Regions from separate parts of the Homo sapiens genome. Here region 1 is linked to region 2. The links are chromatin loops, found by intact Hi-C in ENCODE. Cell type or tissue: sigmoid colon. All regions are shown on one strand. Links, peaks and the distances in the headings refer to the core of each region. The heading gives the core; the rest is flanking DNA.

Evidence for each region. Hi-C counts contacts between places; a loop is a spot of excess contacts. Peaks named below come from ENCODE experiments on the same cell type or tissue, not always from the same donor. Only the 100,000 strongest peaks of a DNase experiment are listed, where the experiment ranks them.
Region 1: it touches region 2 in a loop (6-fold over the local background); 2 of 110 quality-filtered maps call a loop at or near these places.

The regions. Positions count from the first base shown.
Region 1 is chr17:30,079,182-30,085,520 of GRCh38, forward strand. It overlaps EFCAB5 (EF-hand calcium binding domain 5), which reads left to right. Exons shown (of 23, transcript NM_198529.4): 16 at 891-1,060; 17 at 1,572-1,800; 18 at 3,710-3,862. Among named protein-coding and RNA genes, the nearest start is that of NSRP1, 34 kb to the right of the region's middle. In sigmoid colon, for the core only: no CTCF peak of the experiment used is centred there; no DNase peak of the experiment used is centred there; H3K27me3 peaks cover 377 bases.
Region 2 is chr17:29,719,272-29,725,610 of GRCh38, forward strand. All of the region lies in intron 3 of SSH2 (slingshot protein phosphatase 2), which reads right to left. Among named protein-coding and RNA genes, the nearest start is that of SSH2-AS1, 83 kb to the left of the region's middle. RefSeq lists a silencer at 4,406-4,505. In sigmoid colon, for the core only: no CTCF peak of the experiment used is centred there; a DNase peak (open chromatin) is centred at 3,590; H3K4me3 peaks cover 674 bases; H3K27ac peaks cover 3,764 bases.

The DNA.
Region 1 (6,339 bases), core at 733-5,732, 360 kb after region 2:
CCTGAATGGCCGAATTTTCCAGTGTAGTTGGAAATGGGGCACCGGGACCAAAAGACCACTCAAGAAGAAGAGGCATTGTTCTAACTTGCTTCAGAGGTCTGTGGTATCCTAAGAGAAATCTCGCTACATATTTGTTAATGACTCCATAGATCTTGTATGTGGAAAGAAGGAATAAAGGCAAAAGAAAAGGGCATGGAAAGCAAACCCAAATATATAGAAAGAGGAGAAAAATATCAAGGAAAGTGTCTCACATGTCCCCAATTTATGGATATGTTTAATGTATATATTGACACATAATATTGTTAATAACATAATAATAATATTTAAGGTACAGAGAATTTATAGTTGCAGAAATAGTAGTTGCAGAAAGTCTGCAATCTTGGGCCACAAAAAAATCCTTCCTGAAATTACATAGATCAAATATACAAAGTGTGTTAAGAGTTCCTCGAGAGCATTTTTTTTCACTTTCACATCACAGTCGACGGTCAAGAAATATGAGTGAAGTGAAGGCAACTTCTTGGCCCAGCTCTCTCTCTCTCAAATCAACACTTTCAATAGAAACACAGACAGTTGACCATAGGTCAAAGGAATCCAAGTTTTAAACCTCTAAATTTGAGTAGACTTGAGAGTTTTTTGGTTTTGTTTTTCTTTTCTGGTAAACCAGTCCAGTTGGCATAGAAGAAACCCGTTATACCCACTGAAACTCAGACTTACAGGATAGCTATGCTGTCAACCTTTTCCCCACTGCCCATGAATAGTAATATATGCATTCTTTATTCAGGAAAATGAAACTACTGGGGCAAGATGCATGAATTAACTAGTAAGGGGGACATGATTAGGGGAGTTCTTTGGCTGTTGGCAAACACATGGTCGGAAACGTTTTGCTGTAGGATGCTGAAGCCCATGGAAATAAAAAGATCAGTGCTCACATTTCCCTCTTAGAAGAAAACCTACTACTGCCTGAGAAAGGGAATGTTCTATTGAGGAATGTGGCTTGTACCTTAGATGATGCTCAATTTGTACTGAACAGAGTGCTCTACAGGGACATGAAAGGAATCAGGTAAGAACTTCTTGAAGAGATTGGTTTCACCCTCCTAAAAAAATAATTCCCTTTCTGAGTAAACTGGCATCAAGATCCCAGCTAGCTGCTCAAAAGAGAGGTGCCTCAAGTCACCAGTGCTTCTGGAGTAGAAGCTGATGGCTTCCAGTCCTGGATGATTTCACTTATTTCTAGAGCTCGCTCTTTGGTAATGATTCGCCACATGGGGACTCTGCGTCACAATATCATCTCAATTATTTCTGCCTGCTCCATAAGTTATGTCTCTGGAGTTCTGTTTATATTTGTTTTCTATGTCCACATCCAAGCTTGTTTTTTTTTTTTTTGTTTGTTTGTTTTGTTTTTGTTTTAGTCTTTCTCAAGTCAGACCTCCAAACTGGTCATCTTATCTGAGTCCACTGCTCGGTCATATAATGCCACAGATTGTGAATAGAGAATCGCTCTAGTTTCCTCCATGGTTTAATCTAAATCTCTCCCTGTGCCTTTCTTCCATCCTCATACTCTTTTTCCTCAGCTTTACAGTAGTGGATGAAGGGAAGCCAATCCATGTTCCCCAAGTTCAGTACCATGGGAACATCTTCTTCTGGAACCAGTCCCGTAATAAGCATGATTATAATGGTTCATTCCTGGCTCTGCCTCTTCAAGATGCATATATGAGGATCTTTGGGGTCTTGGCTGTTGATACCCTTAGAGATCCCCACGAAATAAACATCTTTCTACCTCATGAGATCAGATTCTATCAGGTAAGTCATAGAAGTCTTCAAGAGCGATGGTAGGATGGCCTCTCTTTCTAATACTTTTTAAAGAGTGAAACCTGAAATCCGATGAGAGTAAAGCTGTGTATACAGATAACATCATCATACTTGCTCCTGTTCCCTGAATGTATGTTTCAGTCTTTTGAGAAGTTCCCCATTACTTATGGAAGGACTTTCAGCCTCAGTTACATATCCATGCCTCAGCCTCATGTGTCCCATAGCATTAATCACAGGAATAGAATTTTATGCTACAGAACAGAAATCCAACCATTGACCATTAAGACCCACAAAGCGGGAATGAACTTTTAGAAGGGACGTATTTGTGTTTTACTAACAGTGGTATCTATCTAGAAATCTTTTGTACTTTCTACAAATGGTACTAATTCTGATATGCATCCCCATAGGTCTTGATTTCAGTGTTATAATTTTTGAGGATGAAAAATAAAGAAAAAGGCCTAAATGTTTCTTGGGTATTCATGTTTTTAAATTAGATCACAAAATGATAGGCACTTTTAAGATCATGAAATAGCTAGACCATTTCTACAAGCATTTTTATTTAATTTATGGATAGAACTTGCAATAAAGGAAGATCAAAAGCCTTTATGGAGACAATGAACTGTGGAGTCTAGCAGCAAGTTAGGAACTTGAACTTGCTATGCCCTTATCATTTGTTGCCCTGTAAGCCTTTGGCTCTTTATGTTTATTTACCATTATTTTTCACTTTCTCTTCCCATTTATTGGGTGGATAGTTGAGGAAAGTGGTAGTACCTCTTTCTCTGGACACATTTTCAATAATAAAATTCATTCTCATCTGACACAAGAATTATGTGAAGATATTAAAATGGAGGAGTATGGAGTTATCAGTAGGTGAAGTATATATAGTCTTGCTAGAGAGCTTTTCAAAATGAATTATACATTGGCACTCTAGCCCTTAGAGGTAAAGGCTTCTGGGTTACCCTTAGATGCCTTGAGTCCTAATATAAAAGGCATATAATTTTGAAGAGTTTGTGATTCCTAGAGTTTCCTGACAACAGGCCCACATATGGGTTCTAAAGATTTCCCATCCCTTCTCTGTGGAACAGGGTCTCCTTATGCCTGTAAGAGGACTACGTAATCTAGCACACTGTGGGTCTTGGAACCAAACATGTCCTATACTGTCGATCTGATGATAGTGGCCATGTCTGCACAGATGCAGGCATTAACATTGGCATCCGATCAAGGCAGCTCCTACCCACCTGCCTAAGATTGGCATTCGTTCTTGGCTTTTTAACATTTTTTTCTCATTTCAAAGTTTATCTTGTTCCTTTGATGCTATTCTCTAATAGCACATACCACAAATTTCACTGGATGACTATCAAAAGCATAAAAAGGTATGTGGGTCTCTCTCTTTATACCTCTTTTTTTTTTTTTTTTTTTTTTGTGAGACTTGCTCTGTTGCCCAGATTGGAGTGCAGTGTTGCGATCTCAGCTCACTGCAACCTCCACCTCCTGAGTTCAAGCAATTGTCCTGCCTCAGCCTCCTGAGTAGCTGGGATTACAGGTGTGCACCACCATGCCCAGCTAATATTTGTATTTTTAGTAGAGACAGGGTTTCACCATGTTGGCCAGGCTGGTCTCAGACTCCTGACCTCAAGTGATCCGCCCTGCCTTGGCCTCCCAAAGTGCTGGGATTACAGGCATGAGCCATGGCACCTGGCCTATAACTTTGATTTCTTGATGATCCTTTTTTTTAATAGTAGAATCTGGAACACTGCCCTTTGAGGACTGCTGAATAATTTGTAGGAAGTAGATTATCATGAAGTAATTAAATTACTGGTAAAGGTAATCCAATTACTATATTACTAATTATTTTTCTATTTTAAAAAGAATAGGCTATTTGAATTTTCTGTCTCTACAGGGTGTTGCTAATGTCTTTAGCACTGCCTATCACTACGTCCACAGCCGGGAGCACATTCTGCATATTGTGATCACTGGCATAGGCTGGCTTTATGACGTCACATCCAGCATCACCTCCATCACTACGTACTTTGTAGAGCCTAGCCCAGCCCAGGTAGGCAAGGCTCAGTAGTGGTAGATCTCTCCAAGGTAGCCGAGTGTCTAGATGTTATTTCTTGCTAATATTTGAAAACCATATTAATTAGCTATTAGTCTAAAGGAAGACAGATTTCCCAATACAAGACCCTTGGTTGTGAGTGACAGGAATCCATCTCAAATTGCCTTAGGCAAAAGGGAGAATTAACTGACTCACGTGACCAAAATGAAGACAGGGCAGGAGTCAAGCTATCTTTCAGGATGGCCAGATCCAGGGACTTGAAGCCATCAGGGCTCTCTTGTGTTCATCTCTCCACTTCTCATGTTTGTTTCCCTCTGTACATTGGTTTTGTTCTTCCAGCTAAAGATGGGCTTTTTCTGCAGAGCAAGTCAGATGCTTACTAAAAGCATCCTGTAAAAAGTTCCAGTTTGGAAAACCCAAGAAAGAAGACGGAGTCTCGCTCTTGTTGCCCAGGCTGGAGTGCAATAGCGCAATCTCAGCTTACCTCAACCTCCGCCACCCGGGCTCAAGCAAGTCCCCTGCCTCAGCCTCCCGAGTAGCTGGGATTACAGGCATGCGCCACCACGCCAAGCTAATTTTGTATTTTTAGTAGAGGCGGGGTTTCTCCATATTGGTCAGGCTAGTCTTGAACTCCCGACCTCAGATGATCCAGCCACCTCAGCCTCCCAAAATGCTAGAATTACAGGCGTGAGCCACAGTGCCCGGCCAGAAAACTCTTTTTGACTTATCCTGAGATACATACCCCTGGCCAGAGTGTGGAGTTCACAGTAATGGGCAACACTCACCAGAATCATATGGGTGGAGTGGGAAGGGACTAGGAGCTGCTGTTTTGGAAGGACTCAGTTATATGACACCGATTTTTTTAAGCCCTCCTATCCATAATGTCATGAATTCTTGCTGACTGTTTGCTTTGCTTCTTTATACTTTGTGTTAGGATTTTGCATATGATGAGAGTGGGTGGAAAGGTTTTTCCTTTCAGAAAGGCTGAATGACTCTGGGAGGTGCTTGGTTGGGTGGTAGTGTCACCTGGTTGTCTCCCAGTCCCTTGGCTGGCCCACACAGGCATGTCCACACTTCCCTCCGGGCTGCTTCTTTCCTTTTTCCCACCAGGTCCCTACTTCCCTCCCTCAGTAGCTAGGTCAATCTGATGAGGCCTTGGTCAATGAGGGCAGAATCATGGAGCTCTCTTGTGGGGTGGCCAGGCCATGGGAGCCTCCAAGGGCACTTAGGCCTGGGGCAGAGCACCCTGTTTGAAGGGCCCCAGCTACAATGGCCCTTCAAAGCACATGGGGCCCCAGGGAAGATTCAGAAGAACATCGTCAGGGCCTTAAGAGAAACAACACATAGGGCACCATGGAAAAGCCAAAATAGCCCAAAGCAGCAGCAAGAAGCATGACTTCAGCGGCTGTAAGTTCAGAACCAAGAGTCCACAGACAAAGCCACCAGGGTCACACCCCATCTGACCTGGACCATCTCATAGTGGTGAAGAAGATCCTGCCAAAAGTCGGGGGAGAGAAGGACCACCCAGCAGTCGGGTTGTGAGTGAGATCATGGTGGGGCAGAGACCAGAACAGCCTGTCTAAGCTCTTTTCAAGCACTCAACGATCATAACTTCCTAAGCCTCCCTCTTCCCCTTCTGCAGCCCCTCCAGATTCACATTTCTCTCTCTTCTCCAGGCTGCTCTGTGTCTCAAAGATAAACCAGTATCCATGGGCTCTTTGGCCCTTTGGCTTCTGCTTGCATTTGTCCAATGACAGCTGCCAACAGGACACTGGAGGGCAGAAGTAGAGTGCAACTGGGGCATTGATGCTTCTGTTTCCCTCTCTGTCAGGTTGCTGTGGGTTAGCTGTGTTTCTCTCCTAAAGGCCACTTCACCTTTCATCAGGCAGTCCTCTCCACACAGCTGTCCTTTGTCGGTTCTGGTCATTGCTTCCCCCGTCCCCGCCCCCTCTCCCCGCCTCTTCAGGCTAAGAGTGGTAACAGCTCTTCCTTATTACCAGGTTGGAATTCTAAACACTGCCTTCATAAATAGTCCCTTTATTAAACGCCCCTTAAATTACCCAGCTGTGGCAATCTGCTTCCTTGTGATACCCTGACTGATACGAATTATAAAGTAAATCCTGTGATACTCCCCCTCACCTCAAGCCCATGTTCCTGTAAGGTACAGAGTCATAGAGGAAAAAAATTACTGCTCTGTTAACAGTAACCATAGATGAGTAAAAACAGATTCAAATTCTCTTAGGTATGAAATTCAGGGTATTTTAGCTTATCACCCCAAAGCACCTCTGTCTATTTCTTTGGAGTACCGAACTTATTAAATAGGTAACTGCATCAGGCACAATAATGCCTTCCCATAAGATGTCCATGTCCAAATTCCTGGAATCTGTGAGTATGTCAGTTTACATGGCTCACGCCTGTAATCCCAGCACTTTGGGAGGCTGAGGCGGGCAGATCACGAGGTCAGGAGATCGAGA
Region 2 (6,339 bases), core at 549-5,548:
CCATCAATGTTCTCTTTGGGAGTTGTGTGATGGTCATGGTAGTGGTTAGGTGTTGGCTTTGAGCACTGTGAAATAAAGTTAAAGAGGAGTTTGGGCCCGGTGTGGTGGCTCACGCCTGTAATCCCAGCTACTCGGGAGGCTAAGGCAGGAGAATCACTTGAACCCGAGAGGTGGAGGTTGCAGTAAGCCAAGATCGTGCCACTCCAGCCTAACAGCCTAACTGACAGAGCAAGACTCTGTCTCAAAAGAAAAAAAAAAAAGAAAAAAAAAAGAAAAGGGGACTTTGTAACTATCATTTATTGAGTACCCACCTGTGTTAGGCATGATGCCTAGTACTTTACAACCACTATCTTAAAACAACTTGATGAACAGAAGTTCTTCCCATTTCACAGATGAGAAAACAAAGGTTTTGAGAGTAACTTGCTTAAACTTACCAATTACACAACTAGTAAATTACAGAGCAGGAGTCAAAATGTAGGCTTCTTTTCTTTTCTTCTTTTTTGAGACAGAGTTTTGCTCTTGTTGCCCAGGCTGGAGTGCAATGGCACAGTCTCGGCTCACTGCAACCTCCGCCTCCTGGGTTCAAGTGATTCTCCTGCCTCAGCCTCCCAAATAGCTGGGATTACAGGCACCTGCCACTGTGCCTAGTTAATTTTTGTAATTTTTTAGTAGAGATGGGGTTTCACCATGTTGGCCAGGGTGGTCTCGAACTCCTGACCTCAGGTGATTCACCTGCCTTGGCCTACTAAAGTGCTGGGATTACAGGCATGAGCCACTGTACCTGGCCTACAGGCCTATTTTCAAGTTTTGTTGTTTTTGTTTAAAACATCACTCCCTGGCTCTCTAGCATTTTGAATTCTTTGCCTGTTCTGTACAACAAGGACACCACAGTCCCATTGTAGTGTTATCCACCAATGTACCAATAGGGTTCTAAAAGTGAATTCTCAAATACTAGAACACCAAGGAATTTTTTTGTTATTTAAAAAATTGAGTCAGTTCAGTGCTACTTTATTTCAACCTTACCAGTAACTCTCAAAATTAATTGGCCACAAAAACTGAACTCCATCTGCAAAACAACAGTTTCTCAATTTTCCTTACCAAACCATCTCTTCTATAGTTGTTTTCTACCTTACTAGGCTGAACATAAAAAATATATTGCCAGTAGGACCTCTTAAAAGTTCCTCAAAGTTACTAATTCCCAAATATTAAACCACGGGGAACAGAGAAAGGCATGGTAAAGTATGTTGAATCTCTTTTAAATCTACTGCCTGGTTTTCTCTACTATCGCTGGACTGCCTGACTTTTTAAAGTCCCTGGACAAATTCTTCTTTTCGTAACTGTTTAAATGCATATTACAGATCCCTTGGGCCATGCACTAATGCACAAATGAAATCTAGGAGGGGCACTGCTGCCAGTGTTAGGTTCTGACACTTGCAAAAGCAGTTAACTTTTGTTAAAAAAAAAAAATTAACGATGATGGAGGAGGAGGAACAGGAGGAGGAAGAGAAAAAAATAGCAAAAGGCAAAGTCCAAATGACAATTTAAGGACCTGTCAAAGAAAAGGGAAAAGAGAAAGCAAGTAGAAGTCACTGTCCTTAATTACCTCACAATTTTTCACCCATCCAGTGTTCTCTGTTTCCTAGTCTTTTCCCCTTACAGAATCACTACAGAATTGTAACACCATTACAGATGAAAAATTCACTCTACTGGTTTCTTGCAAATTTAATTTATTAAGCTTTCTTGATGTCCAATCCAATGTTTAACAGTTCAAATTCACTAAATGCACATTTTAAAGTAAATTTATGAAGACGCAATGATCCACAGCTCTTGGGGAGCTGGGGACAAAGAGATCACACAGTAGTATTTTGCAGTACTCTAGAGTGGGATGTGAAATAACAATAATTCCAAACATTTTAGTTAGGGTTTAGAAAAAGAGGAAAATAACCTAATCAAAATGATCCAAGAGTAAATTTAACTTTCATATGTGTTTTAAATGTATCAGAGAAAAGAAGTTAAGATTCATTATATATTTGCTCCAGCATAGAACGGACATTGCAGTATAATCCTACACTTGTTCCCTGGATTGCTTTTAGGTTTTGGTCGAGCTAGGTCCTATAATCTACCCCAGTGGCAACTCAGGACCCAGGAAAACAAGGGAAAAAGGAAAAACTTTTAACCACCGGCTTTACTACTAAAGGCAAAATTTCTCTGCAATGATTGGAAGGAAAGCTAGAATTCTGAGGGTCTTTTGTTTTCTCACACAGTAAGACAGCTAGAAAAGCTGTATGTAAATCCTGCAGACTTCCTAAGTCATCAGGGGACCCTAGACACCACAGGTCCAACCCTTCAAATGTCTAAGTATTGGGGATTACGGTTTCTGAAAGGAAGGTGGCTGAAGATATTCAATAACAAACTTTCTACCAAAACAAGGAAACATGGTCCATTTTGTTCTTTTTGTCAAACAAGAAAGGGAAAATGATGAGGAGGCATGGATGTGTCCTTATTCACCATTAAGAAGACAAAGGGTGAGACATAACAGCTCTGAAAAGGGAGACGACCAGTTACAAGTGAAACACTATTACTAACAAGATTAGTCAGGTATTAGAAGAAATGAGGCTTGCAACTCAACAAAGGGCAGAAAAGTATAGACATGTCTTTTTTCTAAATGAGACTGTCCTTGGGTGGGCAGGGTAATGTTTCTTGAAAGTCAATGTAATTTGTAAGGCCGGATGCAGTGGCTCACGCCTGTAATCCCAGCACTTTGGGAGGCTGAGGAGGGTGGATCACGAGGTCAGGAGTTCAAGACCAGCCTAGTCAAGATGGTGAAACCCCATCTCTACTAAAAATACAAACATTAGCTGGGCATGGTGGCCGGCACCTGTAATCCCAGCTACTCGGGAGGCTGAGGCAGAGAACTGCTTGAACCCGGGAGGTGGAGGTTGTAGTGAGCCGAGATCGCGCCACTGCACTCCAGCCTGGGCAATAGAACGGGACATTATCTCAAAAAAAAAAAAAAAAAAGTCAGTGTAATTTACAACAGCAGTTTCTAAATATTAAAAAAATCCTTCACACATGTTATATGTCTTACTTTTAAAAAGTTGGATCTCAGCCATACTCTAGAGTACTTGGGTTTCAAAAGTCAGAAAGGAAAATAAAAATAAGGACTCATCGATGGAGTACTGATAAGCTGCAATGTCCTTTGAGTAACTCAAGACCAAAAACCAAAAGATAATGCCAGGAGAAAAACAGGGAAGTGGCTAAATGACAAAGTATCTGAACTTCTGCTTAAGACAAAGGACACAATTACGCAAAAAGCTATGCACGGGAAGATAACATGGCAGGAATGAAAACAGCTATCAATAAGGATAGTAATATTGTGGGTGATTTTTTTCTTTTTGAAAATTTTCTTAAATTATGTTATTATACTGTGTTTTCAGTTTTTAAAAAGGACCGAAAAGTGGGGAGGGGCAGTACAGGAAAACACACCGTGGGAACAGAGTCAAGCACACAGATGGTTTGCGTAAGCTAAATTTTCAGACATCTGCCTTTGTGCAAGACTGGAAAAAGTAGAGCTGCTGTCAACAAGTTCTCTGCAGTGAGAGAGGGGTGGAGCCTGAGAGAAAGTGAACCGTGAAGAAACCAACAATCCGAAGCCACAGGGCTGAAGAACAAATAATTTCTTAGATTAAGTTCCTCATTTATGAGCTACCCCTCTTCCCAAAATGCTTTGCCATCGGCAATGTCTACTACTCAAATAAGGAGACCTTAAGCTGCCCATATGTCTCCACTTAAGTGACTGAGGTTCTCTGTCAGTAGCACTACTTAGCTCTATGCAAGATATCCCATCTCTGTGGGCAAGATATCCCATCTCTGTGGGAGATGAGATATGGTACAATATACTGTATAAAAATCTGGGTGAGATGCAAATGGCCCCAAACCTCCCTTCATTTTCCAATTCCAAATAAAAAAAAGCTTATCATGTACAGAAAACTCATGTAAAAGCAAAGACAATACAGTTGTTCATCTGCTCTACTGCCTTGCTTTGATATATGTTTAACTTTATTTCTGTTTAGTTAAATGAATACTCCTAGGCCTATATTGTTTGCTCTTGCATGTAAGGCAATGAAGGGAAATTGCCATTCACACTGCTTTATATAGTGCCCAGTGTAACGCTATATACACAGTGCTTAATGAATGTGATCTGAAAATGGCAATAGGGAAGCTGAAGACTCAAGAACACTTTGGAAGATAAGAAAGTATGGAAGATATTACAAAACCTCTTCTCTGGTACATGTGAAGAACGGGAAGGTAACATGGCAGGAATGGAAATGGCCCTAAGTAAGGAACTTAACATTGTGGGTAATTTTTTCTCTTTTTGAAAATTTTCTTTAATGATATTATTCTGTGTTTTCAATTTTTATAAAGGACCAAAGTGATTCTGGGGTGGGGGGTAGGGCAGCTCTTCTGGCAGGTGAGAAAGCCCACATTTGTCATACAAACCACAGGAAAGGCCTTATTTGTTCTTGTTTGCAGCCTTTAATCAGGCCTCATGCTAGGGGGAACTTCTTCCACTTGAAAAATTTACTTGCAAAGTTCTATCTGGTGTTCTGTCTTGAACTTCCCTTTTCTGAGAAGTTGGGTGTATTGTATGGGATACTCCCATACATCTACCTTCTGGGCAAACTGACTACAAAAGATGTGGGAAATCTCTTGTTCAGGCACAGTAGCCTCTCTTAGGTCCTATATAAGCTCCTCTTCCTGAATTCTCAGTCAGTTAATTCCACATAGTTCACAGGACCCACATTTTCCTGTTGGTGACAGCAAAAGCTACAACAGACCAAATTATAATTTAATCAACTAGATACAGATTTTAACTCAAAGGTGTAATACATGCAAAACAGAGGAAGGTGCCTATTCTTTCTGTACTCATATAATCTAACTGAGGTTTTAAAATGTGGATGTCAGAACCTATTCTAGCCGGGCAGGGTGGCTCACACCTGTAATCCCAGCACTTCGGGAGGCCGAGGTGGGTGGATGGCCTGAGGTCGGGAGTTCAAGACCAGCCTGACCAACATGGTGAAACCCCATCTCTACTAAAAATACAAAATTAGCCGGGCGTGGTGGCACATGCCTGTAATCCCAGCTACCTGGGAGGCTGAGGCAGGGGAATCACTTGAACCCGGGAGGCGGAGGTTACAGTGAGCCAAGATTGTGCCATTGCACTCCAGCCTGGGCAACAAGAGCAAAACTCTGTCTCAAAAAAAAAAAAAAAAAACAAAACCCTATTCTAAGGACCCAGATTACCAAATCTTTTTTTTTTTTTTTTTTTTTTTCAAAGAGACAGAGTCTCGCTCATTGCCCAGGCTGGAGTGCAGTGGTGCATTCTCAGCTCACTGCAACCTCCACCTCACGGGTTCTAGCAATTCTCCTGCCTCTGCCTCCCGAGTAGCTGGGATTACAGGCGCATGCCACCATGCCCAGCTAATTTTTGGTATTTTAGTAGAGACAAGGTTTCACCATGTTGCCCAGGCTGGTCTCAAACTCTTGAGTTCAGGCAATCCACCCACCTCGGCCTCCCAAAGTGCTAGGATTACAGGTGTGAACCACCGTGCCTGGCCGTTAATTTTTTCTGAAGGTGTTCTAGTTGATTCTGAAACTCAGTTTGGTTTGAAAACTTTTCAAGAATACATCACAGATTTTCATTCAACAGGTATTTGTTGAGAGCTTATTATGTAGCAGGTCCCATTCAAGGCACTGGAATACAGCAATGAACTTTTATAAAAGCCAGGGAATCGGCCAGGCACGGTGGCTCACGCCTGTAATCCCAGCACTCTGGGAGGCCAAGACGGGCAGATCACGAGGTTAGGAGATCGAGACCATTCTGGCTAACATGGTGAAACCCCGTCTCTACTAAAAATACAAAAAATTAGCCGGGCATGGTGGTGCGTGCCTGTAGTCCCAGCTACTCAGGAGGCTGAGGCAGGAGAATTGCTTGAACCCAGGACGCCGAGGTTGCAGTGAGCCAAGATTGCACCACTGCACTCCAGCCTGGGCGACACAGCAAGAATCAGTCTCCAAAAAAAAAAAAAAAAAAAAAAGCCAGGGAATCCCATTACTGGGTATATACCCAAAAGATTCTAAATCATTCTACTATAAAGACACATGCCACATGCACATGTATGTTTACTGCAGCTACATTTACAATAGCAAAGACTTGGAACCAACCCAAATGCCCATCAATGATAGACTGGATAAAGAAAATGTGGCACATATACACCATGGAATACTATGCAGCCATAAAAAAGAATGAGTTTATGTCCTTTGCAGGGACATGGATGA